Linked DNA regions of Mus musculus: region 1 is linked to region 2. The links are chromatin contacts, found by POLR2A ChIA-PET in ENCODE. All regions are on one chromosome and are shown on one strand. Each heading gives the region's core, a stretch centred on a gene start or an enhancer-like site at or near the end of the contact. The rest is flanking DNA. Distances are from core to core; before and after follow the strand shown.

Region 1 (4,353 bases), core at 1,771-4,270, 160 kb after region 2:
AGGAACAGTTTTCCTGACAGCCGTCGTCCCCCAACCCCCAGCCCCAGGGCCTAGCTCTGAGAGATCATAAGGCTTCTCTTCACTTCTATCCAGATGCAATAATTTGATTTTCCAGACTGGGGGGCAGGGGGCTGTGGCTCAGTAGTAGAGTACTTGCCCATCATGTGCAAGGCCCTGAGTTCAAACCTAAGTATCAGAAAAGCAATACAGATTTCCCTTCTCATAACATTTCAAGATTTATGCTTTCTTTTGTATTATATGCTATAATATACAGGATATCCATGTGTATATGTGTTCACATGTGTCTGAGTTTATATGCATGCAAAGGCCAGTTGACTTGGGTACCTCCCTTGACTGCCATCCACCTTATTATATATAGAGGCCAGGTCTCCCTTCTGAGCCAGAGCCTCTCAAGTGCTAGGATCACAAGCAAGCCACCTCGTTCTCCTGGCCTTTACCTGGGTTCTGTGAACCTGACCTCGGGTCCTCACGTTTTCATGACAAGTACTTTACCCACTGAGCCATCCTTTCAAGCTCATACACTGTCCTCTATACGGGCACGGGGTGTATATGGATGGTTTAGCCAAACAATCCAGGCCAGCCTCAGTCTCCCCGGGTGGTCACATACATGGTGGTCCGTGTCCAGCCACAGTGGTAGAAGGGAGGCTGAGAACACTGGTGGACTGGGGCTACAGCTCAGTCCAAGTGCACCCTTAGTGTTCATAAAGGCCTGGGTGGGACCCTGGCACCTCACAAGTCAGGCTAGTGCACACCTGTAATCCCTGCGCTCAGGAGGTGGAAACAAAAGTCATTCTTAGCTACACAGTCAAGGCTAGCTTAGACCACATGAGACCCTGTCTTAAACAACAACAACGATAAAACCATAGACATTTTAAGAAGAGGGTGACAATGTAGTAGAGACATAGTTCCACACGGTCTCCTAGGACACCGGGATCTTCATTTCTGGTCTCCCCACAATCCTAGCTCGTACTAAATGACAAACGCTGGGAACAGAATCCTCCATATGGCACTGGGTAAATTACTAAACCTCTTTCTACTTTTGATCTCCCATCTGTCGCAAAAGAACAATACTCCTTGGTTTTTTTTTTTTTTTTCAGGCTGGTATGCATATAAGAACAGGAGAGCTTTCCTTATTAAATAAATAAATAAATAAAATAGCAGTGTACTAAAATACTAGAAAACCAGACAAAAACGAGTCCCTAAGAAAACCAAAGATCTCGAACCCAATGTTAGTCAAATAATTCCTAAGGAGAAGGAGCTTACTAAATAACTAGAAATCTGGGGTGGTCTGGGCTGAGGGTAGCATTGTGGATTTTACAACCAAGCCTCTGCTCCCCAAATTTACAGTTTACCAGATGAGACTCGGCAGTACACTTAGGAAAGACCCCAAAGCATGCCTGTAACCCCAGCCATTACAGAGGTAGAGGCAGGAGGACTCTGAGTTCCAAAGCCACCCCTAGCTACATCATGAATTAAAAGTCACCGTGGACTGTATGAGACCCCGTCTCAAGACAAATTAAAAAAAAAAAAAATGGACTGGTGAGCTAGCTAGCTCAGCAAGTATGGGAGCTTACAGCCATGCCTGTTGACCTGAGTTTGATCCCCAGGCCCCACACGTAGTGGAAGGAAATTGCTGATTCCTACAAGTTATTCTCTGATAACCACACAAGCCATGGAACCTACATGTCCCTACAGTGCAAAGTAAAGAAATCAAATGCAACTTTAACGGGGGCAGAGGACGAAATGGGGAAAAGAAAAGAATATGCCATTCTGATCCTCATCTCTTCGGGAAAGCTAAGCTGTCCGCCAGGATAACCCTTTGGCTCTCTGCCCTTAGTATATTTCGTAAGTCATCTACCCTCTAGCTAGCATTCCAGAGCCTGAAAGATTAGGATCTGCACCTGATCCCTGGCTTCATACCTGCCACTCTAGGCTGTCAGCCTGGGCTAATGCGTGGAGCATTTTCCATTCCCTTCTAGGGTACTTTTGTCTTAGGCTCGACTTCCCTATTTCTTTCCCTTCTCCTTCCACCCCGTTCCCCTCCGCTCCCCTCCTGGTGGAGCGGCAAGGGTCTCATGGTTGGCCTTGAACTCCTGATCACCTCCCCCTCAGTGTTGGGATTACAGGCGTGTACCACACTACTCGGGTTTTATGCAGTGCTGTGGATGGAAACTCAGGGCGCCGAGCGTGCTAGGCAAGCACTCTACCAACTGAGATACAATGCAACCCCAGCTAAAGTTCCCTTTAAAGGTCTATGTCAATTTCTGGCCCTTTAAGTCCCTCCCCCACCCCACCCCAGTCCCTCCACACTTTCTCTCTCCCCACCTGCAATTCGCCTTCGCCTCCCCCAGGGAGTTTCTCCAATCCTCTCCTCGTGTCCTTCTACAGCCCCCACCCTCCCTCTGCAGCGCGACTCCACTCCCGTCTTCTGTCCCCCTGCGCTTTTTCCCTTTCCCCCACGACACACCTCTGCAGCAGGCGACCTTCCACCGCCACATCCAATGCCGGGGCTACCCCTCTGACCTCCTGGATCGCCCCGAGCTCCTGCAGACTCACTTCACCCGAACCAAACCCAGTTCCCCCCCCCCCCCCCGGATCCACTCACAGGAGGCCGGAGCAGGTGGTGCAGACGAAGCTGCCCACGGTGATGTCCACATACGTGACCCCGCGCTGGGCGCACTCGAAACAGTGGCGGTTCCCGGCCTGGCTGCAGCCGCCCAGCTCCCGCACTCGGCGGCACCACACCTCCGAAGCGGCTTCAGCCTCCGCTTTGCTCCCTCCGACCCCGCCACCCGGGCCCGGGCCCTTCTTAGCCGCCATCACCATCTCTCCTCCAGGTTCCTCTGCAAGTCAGCGGTCGCTCCCCTTTAACCGCTCGCTGCCTTTCCCGCCTCCGCCGCCTTCGCACGCCCGGCAACCCTGACACCAGCTCCTGCAGCCCCGACCACGACCGCGAGAGACTCTGCCGCCCCCTTCCTCGTCCTGTTCGGCACGCTGATTGGCTAGTCTCCCCCCACCTCCTTGCTTTAATTGGTTCGATTCGAGACGGCCTCCGGTTGCTGGAGCCTTCAGAACCACGCCCCACTGCCACCCGGCCTTCTGTCTTTTCCATTGGTTCACAAAGACCCCCACCTTGCAAGTACAATGCGTGCCCTCCTCCTTGTCCCCGCCCCCTCTCGCCACGGACTCCTATGCTGACTCTGATTGGTTGTTAAGGTTGCAAAATTAGCGTGCGAGAGAAAGGAGGTGTTCGGCGCGTGCGTAGTGCTCATCCTCCGGATTGATACTAATTCCCGCCAAATTTCAAAGGCTCGTTCCAGGCTGAGCCAGGAGACAAGAAAATCGGAAAGAAATTGCCCTAGGATGAGCTGGAGGAGAAAGGGAAAGACAGAGAAGGGGAGTGCTTTGTAAAAGATACTTTATTTATCCAAGTCATAGAAAGAGCCCCCACTTTAGAGTCAAGTTAAAAACCTGAGGTAGGATGCAGAAGGGATGAACGGCGTTTGCCACTAACCTTCATTCCCACTCCTGTAAGAAAACCGACTCCTATAAGCTAGCTGCCTTCTGATTTCCATGAGTACACACACACACACACACACACACACACACACAAATAAATAAATGCATGTAAAAAATATTCAAGAAAACATGTTGAAGTGGATCACAGAACTGGTTTGTGGCTCAGTCAGAATTTGAATCTGAGTCTTTTGATTTTAAAAGCTCTGCTCCGTGGCCAGGGATGTATCTCAGCTGGTAGAGTGCACTAAGCGCGAGGTTCAAGCCCCCAGCACTGCATACAACTCAGCGCGGTGGCACAGGCCAGTAATTCCAGCATTTGGGAAGTGGGGGTAGCAGTAGCGGTACTTCAGAGTCATCCTCGGTCACTGCCTGGAAAAGGAAAGGCTGAGAATAAGCAGGTTTAGGGATGCTGGCAACCATAAGTCAGGACTTTGGTTTCAGACATGCCAATGGGATGCGGGCAGATGAGAGATAGGTTTCTGAGTTATTGGTACCCAGGAGCCCATGGGCTAGATGAGGTTGCTTAATTGTTGTCATAGCTGCAAGTGTACTTCCCCCTGAGCTGTGGTGATGCCAAGTCCCCATGTACACATGCAAAGGAACCATTTTGCTTCATGTAAACCATGGCTGCATGCCTTGGATTCCAAGCAGGTGGATCGCTGTGAGTTTTAGGCCAGCCTGGTCTATGTAGTGAGTTCCAGGGGATTACACAGTGAAATCCTGTCCCCCACCCCACCCCCACCAAAAAAAAAGCCTCTTGTACATTTTCAGAGTTCAGCGTTCAGCATTTCCCTGTGCTGGCCATTTCTTGCA
Region 2 (4,649 bases), core at 109-2,608:
GCTACAGCAGCAGCAAGCGACGAATGTCCCTGTGCCCCCTGCACCCAGCTCCCCACCCCCGCTCTGGGCTGGCCTAGCCAAGCAGGGCCTGTCCATGAAGACTCTGCTGGAGCTGCAGATGGAAAGTGAGCGCCAACTGCACAAGCAGGCGGCACCGCGGGAGCCTCTGCGGGCCCAGGCCCCCAACCACCGAGTGGTGAGCACCTGCCCCAGGGAGCCCCTCTGCCGCAGTTTCCAGGAGTGCTTGGGCTGGGGGGAGGTGTCCCTGAGCTCATGTTCCTAGAGCTGAAGACCTATGTCCTTTCATTATTAGAAGGATGGCCCCTCTCCCTAGTCTTCACCTCCTGCCCTCCAATTTGCCCCCAAATGAGCCTCCCTGCCTAGATGTCCAGGGTCCCATTTTAGAGCCCCTCTGACTTCCTGCCGTTTGCAGCAGCTTGGGGGCTTGGGCTCTGCCCCTCTGAACCAGTGGGTGTCTGAGGCTGGGCCACTATGGGGCGGGCCAGACAAGAGTGGGGGCAGCAGCGGTGGCAACCTGGGACTCTGGGAAGATACTCTCAAGAGTGGCGGGAGCCTGGCCCGAAGCCTGGGCCTGAAGAGCAGTCGGAGCAGCCCGTCTCTCAGGTGAGGCGCCTGCCTAGTGGGGCTTGTCAGGAAGAAGGGATGCTAAGGTCTGGGCTTATCTGTGGCCTCCAATTCCCCTCCTACCTCAGTGACTCGTACAGCCACCTGTCAGGCCGACCTGTTCGCAAAAAGACAGAAGAGGAAGAGAAGTTGCTGAAGCTGCTGCAGGGCATCCCTCGGCCCCAGGACGGCTTCACGCAGTGGTGTGAGCAAATGCTGCACACCCTGAGCACTGCGGGCAGCCTAGACGGTACGGAGGCGCCTGAGAGGCTCTACTGGCTCTAGGGACTCCAGACCTGTCCAGCATGCTTGACTATCCCCTCTCTGTAGTTCCCATGGCTGTCGCCATCCTCAAGGAGGTGGAGTCCCCTTACGATGTCCATGATTATATTCGTTCCTGCCTGGGGGACACGCTGGAAGCCAAAGAATTTGCCAAACAATTCCTGGAGCGGAGGGCCAAGCAGAAAGCCAGCCAACAGCGGCAGCAGCAGCAGCAGCAGCAGCAGCAGCAGCAGCAGGTGGAGTCTTGTGGGACCTGGGGAGGCAGGATGTCCAGGGCTCTCCTGACTCTGTCCTCTTTTGCCTTAGGAGGCCTGGCTGAGCAGCACCTCCCTACAGACAGCCTTTCAGGCCAACCACAGCACCAAACTGGGCCCTGGGGAGGGCAGCAAGGCCAAAAGGCGGGCACTGATGCTTCACTCCGACCCTAGCATCTTGGGTAAGTGTCGGGTGGGACTGGAAAGCTCTGCTTTCCCTGCACAGGTCTCAGCGGACCTGGGGAAGCTTACTCTTGCTTCTCCCTGGCTTCAGGGTACTCCCTGCACGGCCCTTCCGGTGAGATCGAGAGCGTGGATGACTACTGACCAGCCTGTCCCACCTGCCCCCTGGGCCTTAGACTCGGGTGGTGGCAGCAGCATGGACCCTTGGGTCTCCAGCCTGCAGGCTCCCACAGGGAGCAGAGGAGGAAGCGAGCGAGCGAGCGAGTGGGGCAGGGTCCCCAGCACTTGTTACAAACCACACGATGCACCTTAACTCACCCGCCACGAGGCACTTTACAGATGGGGGAGGGGCCTTTCTTTTCCTCTTTAATTTTAAACATTAGGAGAGACAGAAATATCATCCAAAAGCTAGACGGTAGACCCCTACACCCCTTTGGGAATAATGGGTGTGACATTGGAAGGTCCACAGAGGTTTGTTTTTGGTTTTTTGTTTTGTTTTGTTTTTATTTTTTAGAAAAAAAAAAAAAGATAAAAAAAATAATGAAAAAAAAAGTTAGGCTGAAAGGAAAAAAAAAATCACACTGTTATTTTTGGCCAGTGGGTACCAGGCCCCATGGACCTGTCCTGCCTGGCTTCCCTGAGGCTGCACTTACCCTGCTGCCCCAGAAGGTGGGTCATTGGGGTGACTTGTCAGCTGGGTGCTGGCAGTTTGCACAGCGAGCGAGCGGAGGCCCTCTCCAGAAGCCCCGCCCACTGGACCTGCTGTGATCAGCTCCTGTGGCCGTTACTGTGGCAGGTGTCCTGGTAAGGGGCCAGAGTCGCCCCTTACCTCAGCTGCTTTGGGAGGAACGTTGCACAAATTGGATGAGCTGCCTCAGCTCCCTCTCCCCACACCCCCGAAACAGCCCTCCCACACTGGCTGAGGGAGCTGGGGAAAGCCCTGTCAGTGCCAGCCTGTCAGCTGGGCTCTGAACTCAGGCCTGCTGAGGGGCTGACCCCCACTGCTGCCATTTCGGGGGACAGCCTGGGTGTGACACTGAAAGCCCCAGCTCCCTGCCTTTGCCACATGAATGTATTTTCTGGCCCCCAAGCCCGTCTCACCCCCTCTGAGAAGGGACTCAGCCCTTCCTCCAGGAGCTGGAGAACACCCCTCCTTTTATCATGGCCGAGGCCTTGCTTGTGAGGGAAGGACACCGAAGGAGTGGCTTGGGGCGGAACCTAGGGGGGCCCCGTGGTGAGAACCCCCTGATCAGCAGCCAGCTGTGTGGGAAGCAGACCACAGCTCCGTACCTGACCCCTCCATTGACCAAATGGGAGAGGAGTGAGCAGCCCCTCTCCTTGATGTTTTTTGTGTTGGGTGTAAGGCTGGAGGTCGAGAGCGCCTGTGTCCTGGCTGGGGGCTGCCTTGCCTGTTGCTCGCCGACCTCACTCCTAGCCCTCCCGCCCTGCCCATGCTTGTCTTCATTGTTGTTTGCCCCCCCCCCCCCCTTTCTTTTTAATATACTGTGTTAGTGACTCTCCCATCGACCTCATTGCTCAGAATGCAGTATTAGGGCTAGCGAGCGAGCCTGCCACTGCCTCCTCCATGAATGTATTTCTAGTTTCTGTCCTGGGGAAGTAGGGAGTGGCCCCAGGTTCTTCTTTCCCATCCATCCCCACAGAGGTGACCTTTTGTTTTCCTTTCCACTTTTTTTTTTTCTTTTTTTTCTTTTTTTTTTTTTTTGCACCAAAGTGGCAACTGGGTCAGTGTTGGGGATCAGGCTGGCTTTGGGTGGAAGGGCCCCTCCACCTGCTTCTCCCTGGTTTTGACAGTGTTAGCGTCTGTGAAAAGACAATATTCTCTCTAAAGCAATAAGGGGGTGATGGGCCAGGGGGAAACGTCTTGCTGCTGCTGGCCCCCCAGCTCCCTTTCCCTCTTGCCATTGTGGTGGCATTGGAGGGATGGGAGAGACTCCTGTTGTGACTGAATGTAACCTACCCTGCCCCTGCCACAGCCAATGCAGGGGGAGGGAGGGCACTTGTCTCTTCCTACCCCTCCCCCCAGCTAAAGAGACTGAACTTGGGGGCCCATGAGCCTGGAGAGGCCTTAACCCTGTGAGGAAGTGTGGGGCCTCTCCCACCCCATCCCCTCTGAGAGTGGCCAATGTTTACAAGCCCTGAGCCCCAGCCCAGGGACTCAGACCCCCCCCCCCCATCTTAATCCTTTCCCCATCCCAGTCTTACAGGGCCCCACTGCCCCACCCTACCCCCTTGGGGTTCAGGGTAGTGTGGGTGTCCTGTGTATCCCAGTTTACCCTACCTCTACCCTGTGTGACTTCCCTAATACCCACTCTTGTAAATACTCCCAATAAAACTTGGTGTGTTCTCCCAGTCTACCTTGTCTGCCAGCTTTTCCATGACTGAGCTGGGGTAAGGGCACAGTGGTGGTGGTGGGGTGCATCTGGGAAATGCTGGACTCAGCCTCATGTAGAGCAAGAATGGGGTACCTGCTATCGCTTAGAGGAGCCCAATACCCACTGCCTGTCTGCTTTCTGGAGAAAGGGGGACAGTAAGCAAGGAGACTAGGTACAGAGTTGGAAGTGGTTCCTTTATGGAAAAACTGAAAATATAATAAAAATTAAAATAAAACCAGTTAAAAAAGCCAGCCCCTGGAGTTTCCACCTCCTGCCTCTGGCCCTCCAGAGGGGTGAGGCCATGGCCCCAGGGCAGCAAAGGGTGAGGGCTTTCCTGCCCTTCCTCTTCCCCCATTCCATCCCCGACTTTTATCTCCACAGTGGGGGCCCCCCCCTAGAGGAACCAAACCTGGGTATGGGAGCAGGACCGGAGGCCCTGTAGCCCAGGGAGGGAGGCTTGGCACATGTACCCAGCCCCAAAGCTCCGGGCCTGTAGTGTGGGCATGGGCAGGGCTGCTCCCTGCCTGGGCCCATCTGGGGTTGGGGAGGTTAGTTCCAGATCTTGAGGAAGGAGTCCCAGGAGCCTGTAGCCACGGCCATTCCATCATCTGTGACCCCAAGGCAGCTCACACGGTTATCATGGCCAGCGAGGACACCTGGAGAACAAAGGGAAGGATGTAGGAACCGGTCTGGCCCACACTTCCCATCTCTGCCTTCTGTGGGCCCAGAGTCCTCACCTGCACGGTCACCCTTCATGGCATCCCAGATGTTGCAGTTGAAGTCGTCGTAGCCAGCGAGCAGCAGCCGGCCGCTGCGCGAGAAGGCAACCGAGGTGATGCCGCAGATGATGTTGTCGTGGGAATACATGAGCAGCTCCTGATCAGCCCGCAGGTCAAAGAGGCGACAAGTGGCG

The links. ChIA-PET counts read pairs that join two places held with the same protein, here RNA polymerase II (POLR2A).
Region 1: POLR2A ChIA-PET joins it to region 2 with 11 read pairs in embryonic stem cell. The contact joins the promoter of Agfg2 here to the enhancer-like site in region 2. POLR2A ChIA-PET finds 5 or more read pairs at or near these places in 2 of 5 experiments (Patski and embryonic stem cell).

Annotation. Positions count from the first base shown.
Region 1 is chr5:137,681,733-137,686,085 of GRCm38, forward strand. Agfg2 (ArfGAP with FG repeats 2) reads right to left here and starts at 3,021. Exons shown (of 12, transcript NM_178162.3): 1 at 2,627-3,021. The coding sequence starts at 2,847. Gm15498 (a long non-coding RNA gene) reads right to left here. Exons shown (of 2, transcript XR_003956003.1): 2 at 3,653-3,909.
Region 2 is chr5:137,524,218-137,528,866 of GRCm38, forward strand. It overlaps Gigyf1 (GRB10 interacting GYF protein 1), which reads left to right. Exons shown (of 24, transcript NM_031408.2): 19 at 1-196; 20 at 434-624; 21 at 714-874; 22 at 955-1,142; 23 at 1,213-1,342; 24 at 1,435-3,718. The coding sequence ends at 1,487. Gnb2 (guanine nucleotide binding protein (G protein), beta 2) reads right to left here. Exons shown (of 10, transcript NM_010312.5): 9 at 4,474-4,649; 10 at 3,910-4,392. The coding sequence ends at 4,286. Among named protein-coding and RNA genes, the nearest start is that of Mir6418, 3.1 kb to the right of the region's middle. Within about 2 kb of position 1,359, at least 1 of the 3 ENCODE cell types and tissues checked has a DNase peak (open chromatin) inside an H3K27ac peak, as active enhancers do.